Regions from separate parts of the Homo sapiens genome. Here region 1 is linked to region 2. A link is an interaction called in ENCODE POLR2A ChIA-PET data of the cell type or tissue named here. Cell type or tissue: PC-9. All regions are shown on one strand.

Region 1 (8,000 bases), 240 kb after region 2:
ACAGCATCCAAACAAAGGCAGCCCACAACTAGGCAGTGTTGTGTAGTAGAAGGAGCACTGGACTGGAAGTCAGGAGACCTGAATTCGAGTGCAGGCTCTGCCGCTAACTAGCTGTGTGACCTTGGGCAAGTCACCTGATTTCTCTTGGGCAACTGTAAAACGAAGGGTTGGTCGGGTGATCTCTAAGTTCCCCTTCCGAATGTGGTCCAGGGTCCTACTCTATCCCTCCTTAGCCCTGTGCTTGCAGGGACAGAGATGGGAGAAGGGAAGGGGAGGAGAGAGAGGAGGCAGGAGGGAGCCCAAGGGTGTCATGAATCAGGACTCCACTTTCTCCTTCTTTTTGCTCTTTTTCAGGAAGGAGGGGGTTCGGAATTTCTTTTTCTTCTTTGAGGGAGACTTGGAAGGTGAGCCCTCTGGGGACATGGGGCCGCTGGTGACCGACTCGGTTTTGTCCTTAGAGGTATCAACATCCGTGTCAGCACTGGTGGTCATCTGGCTCAGGCCTTTGCTGAGGATTTCCTCTGCCGTCTGCTCCTCCTCCCTCCCGTTGACCACCACCCCTTCCGGCTGGGTTGTTTCGGGCTCTGTGGTGGCGGCTTTGCTTGTTTCTGTCTTCTTAGTACCTTCTAGAAAAAGATCAAAAGATATGACCTGTAAGATTTCATTCAGGTGACAGCTTCCACCTGGGGCTAACAGAACCATTTCTAGGGAATTCTATAAAATCAATCCAGAGCGAGGGGAGGGCCAGCCTGATGTTGAGGGATGGCTACCAGAGACAGATGGAAGGACTGGGTTCTGATCTGCACCTTCCATGTGGCCTGTCCTGGGAACACCCCCTTGCAGGCTGGCAGCTCTGGGCTCTTGTCTATGAATTTAGATGGATATTAATGTCTGAAGTGGCAGGAGGCCCGGCTGGGGTCCAGCTCAGAGTTTTTCTAGGCAAGAAAGAAGAAACAGACACAGAGAAAGGAGAAGGCGTGAGGTGTACAGCTTGGTGGAGACATCTAAGCATTGCTGTAACCAGTTTAGTTTCACCAATAAAAACATGGAAATTACATGTCCTCAAACCCATTTCATTTTCTACACCAGTGAGGAACTCCAAGAAATATGGAGAATATCTTCCCAGTAGGCAGAGGGAGAGTGGAATTCCTTATATAACACAGACCCCATATTTCCAAGACATGTTAGTCAAAAGGGGAAGACCCCTGGTCAGCCCTTTCTAGCAGCCACTGGGGCCCCCAGGTCTTTATTCCACCTGGGAATCTGTCGGGATCGCGGGAATGTTCAAGGCCAGAGTTACTCAGGCCCCAGAAACCAAACCCTCCTGCCACCCTTTCTCCCCCTCCCCACTCTCACTCAACCTTGCTTCCACACAACCTTTCAGATGCCTGGATGGGGTGAGAGTCAGGGAGATTGTAAAACCACAGACTGAAAAGTAGAAAGCAAGGTAAATATTATCTGATGCCTCTCCTCCCCACTGCACAGTTAAGAAGGCTGAAGAACACAGTACCATGGTGGGCAGACCTCGGCTTACCAACTTCCGGTTCAGCTTCTTCTCACGACGGGAACTGAAAGGAGTGTGTGTGGGTGAGCACGTGTGAGTGTGTACAAGTGTGTGTGAGTGTGCAAGTGTGTGTGTGGGTGTGTGAGGGTGTGCAAGTGTGAGTGGGCAGGTTGTGTGTGGTGTAAGTGTGTAAGTTTGAGTATGCAAGTGAGATTGTTTGCCATGAGTGTGTCTGTGTGTGTGGTGTGAGCATGTGCGAACCAGTGTGTGTGACAGTGAGTGGTATATGAGTGTGGGAGTGAGCGTTTACAAATGTGTTTGTGTAAGTGTGTGTGAGTGCACATGAGCATATGCGAGGGTGTGAATGTGTGCGAGTGAGTGTGTGACACACCTGTGTGGTGTGTGTGTGATGGGCACATATGAATGCAGTGTGTGTGTTGCCACATCACAAGAAGGAACCCGGCATGCTGAGGTGTATGGAATCGTGGGTGATGTGGAAGGTATAGTCAGTGTTACAGAGGGAGCGAGTGAAGGACTCAGTTTTAGGAGAAGCCTGGGGTCTTAACAGGGGTGAAGTCTGGGGAAGTGCACGGTTACATGGAGGATGGGACAGAGTGGGGTAACTTGTGGACAGTTAAAGTGGACTAGTGAACCACCTGGGCCAGATCTCCCTGTAACAAAGTCTTTGCAACTCCTGACACTGCTGGGCAAGTCAAAGTGCCCCCTCCAGACCACTGCGGAGCACCAGCTCCCTCTTGGTATCAAAGACTTTGGCCACTGCTCCCAGTCTTCCCACTGCCCAGCCCATGTCCTGTCATCCTCATCCAGTGTCCCATCCCGTCCCGCCACGTAATACTGTGGCCATCACTTGGCAGTACTCTTGAGTGCCATAAACCAGGCTGGACACAACCATCTCTCTGTCCACTCTCCTATTCCCACTTCGCCTGCTTCCTGCCATACCAAGCTGCTGGTCCTGGACCTCTCACTGTCATCCCAGCCCATTCCCCTCTGGAAGGCCCTTCTCTCTCCTCTGTGTCCCCAGCCTTCACTCCATATAATGAATCACCTTGAGTGTTACTTCTTCCTTCAAGTCTCTCCTGATCCTCGTTCCCACTTCCAGGTAGAGTTTATCACTCCTTCCTTTCTGCCTCTGCTATCTAAACTTCCATCACAGCATCTGCAAAACGATCACACTTGTTTTTTTGTTTTTTTTTTTTTCCCGAAACAGTCCTGCTCTGTCGCTTAGAGCTGGAGTGCAATGGTGGAATCTCGGCTCACTGCAATCTCCACCTCCTAGGTTCAAGCAATTCTCCTGCCTCAGCCTCCCAAGTAGCTGGGATTACAGGTGCCCACTACCAAGCCCAGCTAATTTTTGTATTTTTAGTAGAGATGGGGTTTCACCATGTTGGCCAGGATGGTCTCGAACTCCTGACCTCGTGATCCGCCCACCTTGGCCTCCCAAAGTGCTGGGATTACAGGCGTGAGCCACTGCATCCAGCCCACACTTGTTTTTTATGCCTATCTCCTCCCCCTTCTACACTGAAATGAATTAGGGCAAAATTGTGTCTAATGACCTATGTCACTAGCTCACAGAAGGCACTCAGAAAAGGTCTGTGGAATCCATGAATGGTTGAAGGCATGAGCAAATAAATGAATATGTGAATGGATTTATTCTAACCAAGCCAATATCATCACCTAATCTTTTCTTATCTATCCCAGCCTGAGCCTTCTAAGCTGAACTGGATCCACTCATGTAAATGAACACCAGCCCTGAGTGCTGGCCTTTGTCTCCTGTACCTATGCCCTGGTCTTCCCTCTCATCTTCCTGGGCTCTCCAGGGCTCTGCAACTTCAAACTAGACCCTCACTGCAGGGCCTTCACTTGGATGATACATTAGGATGCATTTCTCAAGACTGACCCTTGGCGCTCTCCTCTAAGATGGTTGGGGCACTTGCCTTCTAGCTCCGTGAAGACAACTATGGATAAGAGGGGCTCCCACTTTCTGTCCAAGTGTCATTTCCTGCCTGGTGGCAATGAGTATCTTCACTCCAATGGCCTCCTTCAACCATGCCCCTCATCCATGTCCCTTTGCCCATACCTGCCCTGCTGTCAACCTAAGCAACAGCCTCAGCCCCTGGTGTGTGTCTGGTTTAGGAGAGCAACACCCAAGGTTCTTCTCACCATGTAGAAAGTGGGGGCCACAGATGGTGCATCTGCCATGATTCAGAGAGGTTCCACATCATGAATTGTTTGAGGAGTCATAGCAAATGGAAAATGGGGCTTGGAGGAGCCAGGTTCCCAACTAAGGTCACCACTCCCTCAACTATAGAGTCAGAGACCACTGGAGGGTTCCACTGGCCAAGAGAAGGGACAGGGCTCCAGAAATCAACATGTGTTAGGCCCCTGGAAAGTACTGAGGACAGGCTCTGATAGCCTAGACCCCTCCTCTGTCAACAGGCTGAAAACCAGGCTGGGAGAGGCCCCAGGAACTAGGGTCAGATGGGAACTCACCTTCTAGCCTCTTCTAAGAAGAACCTTTGACTTTATCTCCTGAATGGTGGGAACCTGGAGCTCTGGGAATAGGGGATATTGTGGGGGTGAGTAGAGTGGGGCAGAAGCTGGAAAATGGGGGCTCTGTCCAAGGATGGTGACTGGAAAGCTGGGGGAGAGACAGGAGGCAATGGGAGAACAGGTGACGGGAACGAGACTGGACTCTGAAGTCAGGGCCCACACCCAGACCCTGTGGGTTGGGAGACAAAGGACTAAAAGGCTGCTAGAGGCTGGAGGAGGAGGGGGGCTTCTGTGGGAGGCGCAGAGCTGGTTTGGACACACTGCCTCTCCAACTTGATTTCTCACTAGCCCACAGCCTCCAACCACTGGCTGTGTCTTGGCCACCAATGAACATGTGGTGGTTAATTTTAATGTGTCAGCTTGACTGGGTAAGGGATGCCCAGATAGTTGATAAAACAATATTTCTGGGTGTGTCTGTGAGGGTGTTTCCAGAAGAGATTCGCTTTTTGGTGGGGGGATGGAATTTCGCTCTTGTCACCCAGGCTGGAGTGTAATGGTGCAATAACTCACTGCAACCTCTGCCTCCCGGGTTCAAGTGATTGTCCTGCCTCAGCCTCCCGAGTAGCTGGGATTACAGGCGCATGTCACCACGCCCAGCAAATTTTTGTATTTTTAGTAGAGACAGGGTTTCACCATGTTGGCCAGGCTGATCTCAAACTCCGGACCTCAGGCGATCCACCAGCCTCAGCCTCCCAAAGTGCTGGGATTACAGGTGTGAGCCACCATGCCCGTCCAGGATTAGCATTTGAATCAGTAGTCGGAATATAGAAGATCTGCCCTCACCAACATGGTTGGACACCATCCAATCTGTTTAGGGCCCTCTCACATAGAACAAAAAGGTGGAGGAAGGGCAAATTCTCTCTGTTCTTGAGCCGCGACACCCATCTTCTCCTGCCCTGAAGCTTAGAGCTCCTGGTTCTCAGGCCTCAGACTCAGACTGAGTTACACCAGTGGCTTTCCTGTTCTAGAGCCTGGAGACAACATACTCTTCAGCCTCCATAATCACATGAGGCAATTCCCCTAGGAAGTCTCCTCTTATCTCTCTATATATCCCCTTGGTTCTGTTTCTCTGGAGAACTCTAATACAGTCCCCTTCCAGGAATGCCAGCTCCCCCAGCTTCCTAGGCACCACCCCTGCACAGCCCATGCCACTCCTGTCTGCCGCTCCAAGCATGTACCTATCCAAGGTCTGGCTCAAGCCACACTGCATCTGGACAGCCTCCCCTGACATTGGACAATGAGCTCGCCTTCCTGTAAACCCACTGCTCACATATTCATTTTACACTTGCATGTGTCATTTATCTTTTTTTCTTTTGAGAGTCTATTCATCACCCAAGTACACTGTTTATGACAGAAACTCTTTTACGTCTCTAACAATCATCATGCAGCTCAGTGACAACATGTTCAAGCCATGTTTACTGCTGCTGACGTCTGCCAAGTGAGGTCAGATGAAGGCTCAACAGAGGATGCCTTGTATCAGCTCAGCAGCTGGGCTCTTCTGTGGCCGTGCACTGGGGTAAAGACATGGAGAAGGAATATGGACCTTGCATAATTGAAGGAGCAAGGCTGCCTTTCCTTCTCTTGCCTGCTGACATCTCAGGCTCAAACACATGACCTCTTGCCTCAAGCCCCCCAGCTTTGAGAAGCCCTCTCTTTGCAGCAGGGAAGACACCAGTGGAGGGCCTAGAAACAGGATTTGCTGACGCGCTTCTGAACACAAGGTCAATCAGATGGATCCTGACCTACATTCCAAATGCAAGGAGAACTGGTCACTGCCATGTACAGCTTTTACTTTTCTCTTGAAAAGGCAGTGCCACACCATTGCATAGAGAGGTCATAGAGAGATTCATTAAAGACCTTGAAAAAAAACATGTCCTATGTTGACACAAGGGCTGGGCACTCATGCAGCAACAGTCAAGAAGGCCCACGGGTGCTCAAAGAACAGAGCAGAGGGGAAGAAGAGCAACAAGCTGAGCTGCCCATGGCCGACCATTGAGCTGGATGCTGGCCACGCAGAGAGGTTTGCAACAGAGTTTCTGTCTGGGTTTAAATTCTCAAACATCCGTGTCTGAAAGAATCACCCAGAGAGCTTGTGAAAATGCATCTTCTTTAGTGTTGTCCTCACAATAAACTGAAACAGAAGGTGGACCAAGAAATAGAGATTTTTAACAAGTCCCCAGGTAATTCTGATACAAAAGGCCCATTAGCCACACATTGAGAAACATAAGTTTAGAATGCTATGCTTTATCCGACGTTTACTTACCCCCAAAAACTGAGAGTACCACTGATAAAAAAGAAAGTAGAGCTTCTCATAAATGGATGCAGTGGACTCTGTGACTCCCATCCACTCACCACAGCTAGGATACAAATGTTCCTCTAAGTACCCAAATATACTTTCAGTATCTGGTAGAGCTTGTGTGCAAATATGACCCCAATGAGCTATCCCTCCGGGTATCCACACTGAATCTGGGCTGGCCCTGTGGCTGGCAAAACCAATAGAATGCAGTGGAAGATCCACAAAGCAGGCCTCAGGCCAAAGACTTAAGAAGGCCTAGCAACTTCTATTTTCACAGTTTTGGGAGCCTTATACCACCATGTATAAAGTCCAACAACCCTGATGGAAAAACATGTAGAGAGGCCGCATGGGTGGGCCCTGAGACCACATAGAGGGAGAGAGAGACAGACAGAGAGACAGACAGACAGACAGACACCCAGCCATCTCAGTGTCCCAGCTGAGCCCAGCCTTCTAGCTGCCCCTGCTAAGGTACCAGGCATGTAAGTGCACCATCTTGGAAGTTCCAGCTTAGTCAAGCTCCCTACTGACTGGAGCCCTCCGCAGATATCACATCAATTAGAAATCATCCAGCTAAGCCCCAACAACCCCAGTCAACCCACAAAAGAACTAATTTCCGTAATACTAGTTCTTATTCTATACCATGACTTAAATCAAATATTATTGCTGCATCACAAACCACCCTAAAACTTAGTGGCTTAAAACATCAAGTACTGTATTAGCTCTCACAATTTGGAGAACATGGTAGATAAAAAGGACTAACTTATGTAAAGCATATTACAAAGTACTTTTATATTCAGTAGCTCATTTTATCCTGACAACATGCTGTGGGTTAGGAAAGGCAGATTCATGTTATTCCCATCCAGCAGTGTTTTTAAATGACTTGTTTGAGATGGCTAGATTAGTTAGTGGCAGAGCTGATCATGTGATCATGTGATGTCAAATACAGGGCTATTTCTTTGCAGGCGTAGCCAGTTGCCCTGAGGGTTCAGCAGAGGATAAGGTGAGCTGGGACAAGGGTCTGACAGGAGCTAAAGAGAAGGTGATAGCACAGATGACCAGATGCAAAGGCTCTCTCTGATGGCCAGCCTTCAGAGAGGCTGATGGGGTAGGAGTCAGGTAGACAGATGAGGAGTGACACTGAGGCGACTCAGCATAAGAGAATTGAGGACATGGTGGCAAATGGTTGGAAAAAGCCATCCCTGATCTGATGGGTGGGCTAGATGTGAAAGAGCAGAGACTTGCATGGTGGGTCAGTTCTGTCTGCCCAGGAGTCCAGCAAGCCTGTGAGCAGCCTGGCCAAGGCTTCACACCGGGCTCCCCACCCAACTACAGCTTGTGTCCTCGTCATGCAGGGTCTGCTCCAAGGTGCCATGCTCCCTAGCTCTGTCTGTTATAGGAAGTGGGTTATGGGAAGTATCTTCAAGACAACTCTTCTAACAACTCAACCGTGGGCCCCTCCAGGGGAAGAATGAAGAATCCTGCTATAGGGTGTAAAATGTCAGGCAGTGGGTAAACAGCTACCCCACCCATTGCATGCCCTTCCTGGCCCTTGTCCCACTCCTCCATGAGCCTCCTCTCCAGCCCTGGATTTCCTTCCTGCAGCTGGAACACATGTCCTGAAGACCCTAG
Region 2 (8,000 bases):
GTATACATGTAAAATTGTATAGAACTATCAAGTTCTCCCTCCCCCCATAAAGTTTGTTCCAATATTCCTACCAATAGTTTGAAAAACCCCTAACTACCACTGGATATTAAGAATCTTTTTTTTTTAAATCTATGCTGATCTGATGGGCGAAAAATGTTATATTGTTATTTTAATTTGCATGTCTTTAATTATTAGTGAAGTTGAGTATATGTTATTGACCACTTATAATAATATTTCTTCTTAGGTGATATACCTGCTCATATCCACTGCCTGTTTTTAGAGAAGAGGCATCCAGAATGGCAGAAAGATGCATGGCAATGTCCTCATTGTGTCAGGCGTGGCTTGGGTCCCTGTACCCTACTGAAGAAATTTGAAGGTGCCACAGAAGAGAACCCAAAACAAGCCACAGAAATGAGCCAAAGTAATTAAAGGTGAGGGTATAGAAAAGTGAAATGAATAAAGATTGTTTAGGCCAGAGAATAGAAGACTAAGGGGGAGGGGAAAGAAGGTAAACCTTACAATTCTGAATGATTAGTGTCATGGTTTGTGTGGCTATAACAGAATGCTATAGACTGGGTGATTTATTAATATAATAAAGAGAAATTTATTGGCTAATAGTTCTGGAGGCTGGAAAGTCCAAGGTCAAGATGCTGGCAGGTTTGGTGTGTGGTGAGGGCCTGGTCTCTGCTTCTAAGATGGCACCTTGAATGCTGCATCCTCTGGAGGGGAGGAGCACTGTTCCTCACATGACAGATAAGTGGAAGAGCTAAGAGAAGGCAAGAGAGAGGCAGGGACTGAACTCACCCTTTCATAAGGAACCTACTCCTGAGCTAACAAACCCACTCCCGCAATAATGACATTAATTCATTCATGAGACAGAGCCCTCAGGACCTAATCATCTCTTATTAGGCACCCCTCCCAACATTGATGCACTGGGGATTAAGTTTCCAACAAATGAATTTTGGGGGACACATTCAAACCATAGCATGGAGTCTTTTGAGAAGGATGGCTGATGTGTGCTCTTTCTGCCAGGAACATGGACCAACGTAAATTCCCATAAGTGGGCTTTATTCAAAGTAAGTTCCAGTTATGATCTACATTTCCATTCTTAGAGACATTTCAACTCAATTGGAGATAATTTTGGTGCAGACTCCTGCCCTTTAAATCATGGAGCACAATCTTCCAAATACCTTTGTGTTCCTTTTTTAGGCTAGAGAATTTTAAAATACAGTGAATGGTCAAATCAAATTGATTTCATTTAATTCAATATTGGGGCTCTTTCCAATGATTTTGGGTTGCAGTGTTTGGAACTGCCCTGACTCTTCCCCCAGCAGCATGAGACCCAGTGTTCTGTGGTGCTCATTTATGGAGGTTTGCCCTGTGCTTGGATGTTGATTCTGTCACTAGAGTTAATATGACAGCAGCCTAGCCCAGCATTTCAGAGGTCCTCTCTCTCTATGGGACCTGATTAAGTGTCTTGCATTTAGGGAGTTCCCAGTTATAGGACATAACGGAAATATCAGCCCTTTTGGCATGCACTCTCTTCCCTTACAACAATCCTGACTCCAGGCTGATTACTGGGCCCCTTTTACCCCAAAAGTATCTTCTCATACCTGAGGCATTAGTTAGCAATGCCATAAGAAGAAGGTACTGCCAAGCTCCCTGGACCCTGCAGCTTTCTTCTTCTACGAATAGAATTACAGAATCTAGGCCAGAAAACCATAGCATTTTCAACTCCTCCCCACCCCTCCCTACCCCCACATCCCAGTAGTAGGCTAGATAGATCTTACCAAATATCTCCGAAATATTTTCCATTTTCATCTTCATTATCCCTGCTTCAATCTATCCTTTCCCCTTCTCTTGAATGAATGCATTGGCCTGCTGGCTTCCTCCAGTCATGTCCTCTTCCGGTACATTTTATCATATAACTATTTGTTCATTCATTCATTCATCCATCCGTTCATTCTAGGAGAGTTGACTTTATCTTTGTGCCAAACACACTCGAGAAATGCCACAAGACTGTGGGTTATTAATTATAAAGAAGATATCCAGGAAGTCAGCCCTCTTGGTTGAAAGGAATTGGAGGGATCCAAGGTGGAGTTCCAAAGAAAGATGGAGTTAAGGTGGGCCTTGAAGTGTGCATAGATAATATGGAAAATGATGTGAGTCAGCCATCCAGCTGTCATTCCCCACTTTCTTGCTCAGTGATGCTTTTTGTTCACCCTCTCATATGCTCAGGGAAGTAGCTTACAACTCCAGCTGAGGGGGTCAATCCTGATTGAGTCAAACAAATTAAGGCTATTCCCCTTGCAGTGATTAGCTTAGGCAACAAAATCTTGAAGGGAACGGCTGCTGGGAGGCAGAAAAAGAGTGGCTCCTCTAAAAGGTATGGTTGTGTAGACTGTTAGTTGCCGTGTGGGATTCCTGGAGCACTATGATAGGTCTTCTGATTTTTCATGAAAAGCTTGAAATCTGATTAAAAATAATTTTTTGATAAATCCCTTTGCTGAGCATGTGCTGGTGATTGGGATACACCTCTGGAAGCAGAATCCAGGGACAGAGGCATTTGGGCTTAGAGATGCAGAGTAGGTGGATGAAAATGCAAGGAGATAGAGATGGGAACTGGCTTTTGATGGACAGGTGTGGAATTCTGGTCCGGGTGACAAACATGATAATGACATTAATGAGTACACTTTAAGGAAAATGCAGAAAAAGGCTGGGTGTGGTTGCTCCTACCTGTAACCCCTGCACTTTGGGAGGCTGAGGTGGGTGGATCGCTTGAGGTCAGGAGCTCGAGACCAGCCTGGCCAACATGGGGAAACTCCGTCTCTACTAAAAAATACAAAAATGAGCCAGGTGTGGTGGCAGGTGCCTGTAATTCCAGCTACTCAAGAGGCTGAGGCAGGAGAATTGCTTGAACCTGGGAGGCAGAGGTTGTAGTGAGCTGAGATTGCACCACTGCACTCCAGCCTGGGTGACAGAGTGAGACTCTGTCTCAAAAAAAAAAAAAAAAAAAAGGCAGAAAAAACACGAAGAAAATGAAAGCCATTCCCAATCCTGCTATACAGAAAAAGCACTAATTTTTAATATTTTCCCATATAGTCTTTTTTTTCCCCTCTCCTGATGTTAGATTGTGAACCTTTTCTTCTCATCGTTAAAAGGCTCTCTGAAAACTTACTTTTGAATGGTGATATCTAAGTCCAATACAAGGGCCATGTCTCATGTAACTCTAAATATTCTAATTCTGTTGGAATAAAACTCCTTCTTGAATCTTGGCTGGTTGTTCTGTTTGCTGCCTGTATGTTAAGCTGAAATGTCACCTGTGGTAAAATGCCTGTATTCTATTCTGAGGGTGGGGTAGGGGGTGATAGGAAAAAAATAAACCCAGCGGAGAGAAAAATCTAGTGAGAAGAACAAGGCCAAACCAATAACGCAGATCTTTAAGTGGAACTTAAGCCCTCAGTCCAGCCATGCCCTTAGTCTGATTCCTCTTAGGAAAGTGTAATTAAATGTGTTGAGCCCTTCCTAGGTGTAAGCCATGCAAGCTCTGGGGAGTCTTACGGGGTCTGGGAGTGAGTGGGAAGCTTCTTCACTCTCCTGCTGCTAATTTCACTCTCAGGTAGCCTGGCTAGGCATGGAAGAAGGATCCAGGCAAATGCAAGTCCAACCTGTAAGGTTGGCTCAAAAGGCTAGCTGAGCAGCAATTTCCAAGGCTGAAGCCCTCTAGCTGCCTGCCCTAGGGGCCAGCAGGAAGGGACATGAGGAGGGCCTGCTGGAGTCCCTCAGGAGTAAGGTTGTCATACCGCCTTCTGAGCCCCATTTTTGTGTCTGTCACCTCTCACTGCCCTTTGGTTTGGGGGTGGGGGACCCTGGCAGACACACTATACCTGCTTTGTGACTAGGTGTGTCTCCCCGAGGGTGTGTTCCTGTGCCTTGTGCAATGACTGCCGAGTCGCTGGGCACAGATCTGAATGTGTTTCTCAGGCAGCTGGCATGATGAAACCTGGCTGGCCCAGCTCCCCTGCAAACACTTGGCTCCCCTCGTCTCTACTGTATTCCCTTAACAGACACTCGACATGGTAGTGGGAACTGGCTTCAAAGATCATTCACAACACACCTGTGTTGAGTGAGATCTTGCTTTGTGTATACGTAACATGATTCCCAGGGATCAATAAGGCTGAAACCAACAAAGCAAACAGACAAATAATGCAGGTTGTTTGTGTTGTTAATAATAGTTAATGCAATAGCTATTTATTGAGCATTTGCTATGTGTCGGTCTTTGGGCTGAGAGCATTAACTCATGTAAGTCTCACAAAACCTCTTTGCGTTAGATATGATTAACACCCTCATTTTACCATGAGGAAACTGGGGCCCAGAGAAGTTGAGTAACCTTCCCAAGGTCCATGGTGGTAGAGTGAGGACTTAATCACAAGCCTATGCAGGTGACCATGACTTGTTATATCTGTGATGTGTTTTTTATCTGCCCCTTATCCTTGTAGGTCTGGAATAAGCCCTGCTGGTTGTAATGCCTTTTCTTATAATACACTTCAAATTAAAAACCTAAAATTTTATTTAGGATTTTAAAAATCTCCATTTATAAATGAGATTGAACTATATAGTTCCCCCTATCCCCAATGTTTAGACATCTAGTCATATTTGCTTCAAATTTGAAATGAGTAGCTTTCTGAGCACTGGAATAATTTTAATTTGTTAGGGGAGGAGGGGAATATTTTCTTAAGCAAGACAGGAAACCCAGAACCAATTAAAAAAATAGACAAAATTGACTACCTATATAACAAAAAATTCCATAAATGAAGTCAAAAGACAACAAGATTGGAGTTAGGAAGAATGAATAAAACCTAGTATTTGGTAGCACAACAAGGTGACAATAGTCAATAATAATTTTACATTTAAAAATAACTAAAAGACTATAATTGGATTGTTTGTAACACAAAGGATAAATGCTTGAGAGGATGGATACCCTATTTTCCACGATGTGATTATTATGCATTGCATGTCTGTATCAAAACATCCCAAGTATCCCATAAGTATATATACCTACTATATACCCACAAAATTAAAAAATTTTATATATATATATACATATATATATATATGACACAACAAGATTGGGAAAGTATTTGTAATACAAATGACAGATGAATAGTTAATATGACACAAAAAGATTCTATAAGTTATAAGGAAAAGAAAAATAAGCCAATTAAAAATGAATAAAGAATGTGAATAGCAGCAACTCAAGAAGAGGAAATCCAAATGGCCAATTATTATATTACAAGATTCTCAACCTCATTAATTAGCAGGAAAATGCAAATTAAAACAACATTGATATACTTTTAACATATCAGACCAGTAAAAATAAAAAAGGTTTATTATATCTAGGGTAGACAAGGATTCAAAAAATGGCTACTATCTCTGTGGTAGAAATGTGAATTACCACAATTGATTTAAGCCATCATGACAATTTCCAGTTACTCAATTTCCCAGGCTCCCTTGCAACTATCAGTGGCCATGTAACCCAGTTCTGGTCAATGAAATGTAAGGGGCCAGGCATGATGGCCTACATGTGTAATCCCAGCACTTTGGGAGGCTGAGGTGGGTGGATTGCTTGAGCTCAGGAATTTGAGACCAGCCTGAGCAACATGGCAAAACCTTGTCTCTACAAAAAATACAAAATTAGCCAGATGTGGTGGCTCCTGGGGAGGCTGAAGTGGGAGGATCGCTTGGGCCTGGGAGGTCAAGGCTGCAGTCAGCTGAGTCAGCTGAGATCATCACTGCACTCTAGCCTGGGTGACAGAGAGAGACCCCGTGTCAAAAAAAAAAAAAAAAAAAGTAAGGGAAAGACTGCTGTTGCAGGATCTCTAGGAAGGCCTTTGCTTTGCTGATGTAAGGTACAAATGAGGCTGTTGCTACTTTTCAACTTTACCTTGAATTTGAACATGATTGATGCCTGGAGCTGCGGCAGCCATGTAATCGTGAGGAAACAAGCATGAGAACAACATGCTAGGATAACAGAGCAGAAAAATGTATAAGGGCCTGGGCTTCTGAACTAATACCCACCACTACTACCCTCTAAGCCCTTGTTATGGGTGAACAAATCATTATTTTTTAATTTAAGCCTCTGTTAGGAGGGTTTCTGTTAATGGTAGCCAAATATGCCTCTAATCAGATACATGTTTACCCTCAACCCAGCCATTCCTACATGTGACTTCATCCTAAGAAATGAAAGTACCAGTAGGTAAACATTTATGTACAATTTATGTATAACATTGACTTTGGAAGTGAAGAACTAAAAACAAATGGAGTATCTATCAATAGCCATGTGGTGAAATAAAATGTCATATATTCATACAATAAAATGTTGTACAGTTATTAAAAAGAATGATTTAGACTGATGTCTATTGACCTGGAGGGATGCTCATGATGTATTATTATGTGAAAAAAACCCCACAGAAATCTGAGTAGTTAACACTTATAGTTAATCCCTTATTTGTGGATTTTTTTTTTTTTTTTTTTTTTTTTAGACGGAGTCTCGCTCATTGCACAGGCTGGAGTGCAATGGCGCGATTTTGGCTCACCACAACCTCTGCCTCCCGGGTTCAAGTGATTCTCCTGCCTCAGCCTCCTGAGTAGCTGGGATTACAGGCATGTGCCACCATGCCCCTGGCTAATTTTGTATTTTTAGTAGAGATGGGGTTTCACCACGTTGGCCAGGCTGGTCTCGAACTCCCGACCTCAGGTGATCCACCCGCCTCGGCCTCCCAAAGTGCTGGGATTACAGGCATGAGCCACTGCACCCGGCTGGAAAAATCTTTATATGTGTATAGATGTTTGTATATGTCTCCACCAGCATAGAAAAAAGGGTCAGAATGCCTGCAGGGATGAGGGAAGTAATGTAACTGAGTGAAACAAGCCTGATAGGAAAGATAAGCTGTTCTAAGTATTGTAAAACTTTATTTTTATTAGACCATGAAGAGAAGCATCCAATATGATATAAATATGCGTGATATTGTTGATCATATTTTCAATATGGAGTTGAGTAAAAGAAAAATTGTATAATAATATGTTTTTGCTTTCTCATAATTTTTTATTACTTCTTTGTAGAATATGGATTCCAGTATTATTTCTGTTTGTACTGACAATTCAAAGACAGGTCTTATTTTCCTTTTTAATGATGCAAAGGTGGAATTCAGCCTTGAATCCTTTACTTGGAGGTAATGCTTAGTTTTCAAACAAAAAAAGTCTAATTAAAAGTGTGGCACTTCTAAACGGAGATATAGTGTTTTCACAGTGTTTTAAAAAGTACATATAATTGTTCTTGTGATAGTTTACTGAGAATGATGATTTCCAATTTCATCCATGTTCCTACAAAGAACATGAACTCATCATTTTTTATGGCTGCATAGTATTCCATGGTGTATATGTGCCACATTTTCTTAATCCAGTCTATCATTGTTGGACATTTGGGTTGGTTCCAAGTCTTTGCTATTGTGAATAGTGCTGCAATAAACATACGTGTGCATGTGTCTTTATAGCAGCATGATTTATAGTCCTTTGGGTATATACCCAGTAATGGGATGGCTGGGTCAAATGGTATTTCTAGTTCTAGATCCCTGAGGAATCGCCACACTGACTTCCACAATGGTTGAACTAGTTTACAGTCCCACCAACAGTGTAAAAGTGTTCCTATTTCTCCACCTCCTCTCCAGCACCTGTTGTTTCCTGACTTTTTAATGATTGCCATTCTAACTGGTGTGAGATGGTATCTCATTGTGGTTTTGATTTGCATTTCTCTGATGGCCAGGGATGATGAGCATTTTTTCATGTGTTTTTTGGCTGCATAAATGTCTTCTTTTGAGAAGTGTCTGTTCATGTCCTTTGCCCACTTTTTGATGGGGTTGTTTGTTTTTTTCTTGTAAATTTGTTTGAGTTCATTGTAGATTCTGGATATTAGCCCTTTGTCAGATGAGTAGGTTGCGAAA

The links. ChIA-PET counts read pairs that join two places held together with the same protein. Peaks named below come from ENCODE experiments on the same cell type or tissue, not always from the same donor. Only the 100,000 strongest peaks of a DNase experiment are listed, where the experiment ranks them.
Region 1: POLR2A ChIA-PET joins it to region 2 with 7 read pairs; 2 of 35 experiments call an interaction of 5 or more read pairs at or near these places.

The regions. Positions count from the first base shown.
Region 1 is chr2:70,663,110-70,671,109 of GRCh38, forward strand. ADD2 (adducin 2) reads right to left here. Exons shown (of 16, transcript NM_001617.4): 16 at 1-626. The coding sequence ends at 316. Among named protein-coding and RNA genes, the nearest start is that of ADD2, 100 kb to the right of the region's middle. In PC-9, no CTCF peak of the experiment used is centred here; no DNase peak of the experiment used is centred here; H3K27me3 peaks cover 3,450 bases.
Region 2 is chr2:70,422,159-70,430,158 of GRCh38, forward strand. No RefSeq gene overlaps it. Among named protein-coding and RNA genes, the nearest start is that of TGFA-IT1, 55 kb to the right of the region's middle. In PC-9, no CTCF peak of the experiment used is centred here; DNase peaks (open chromatin) are centred at 3,933 and 4,253; H3K27ac peaks cover 1,838 bases.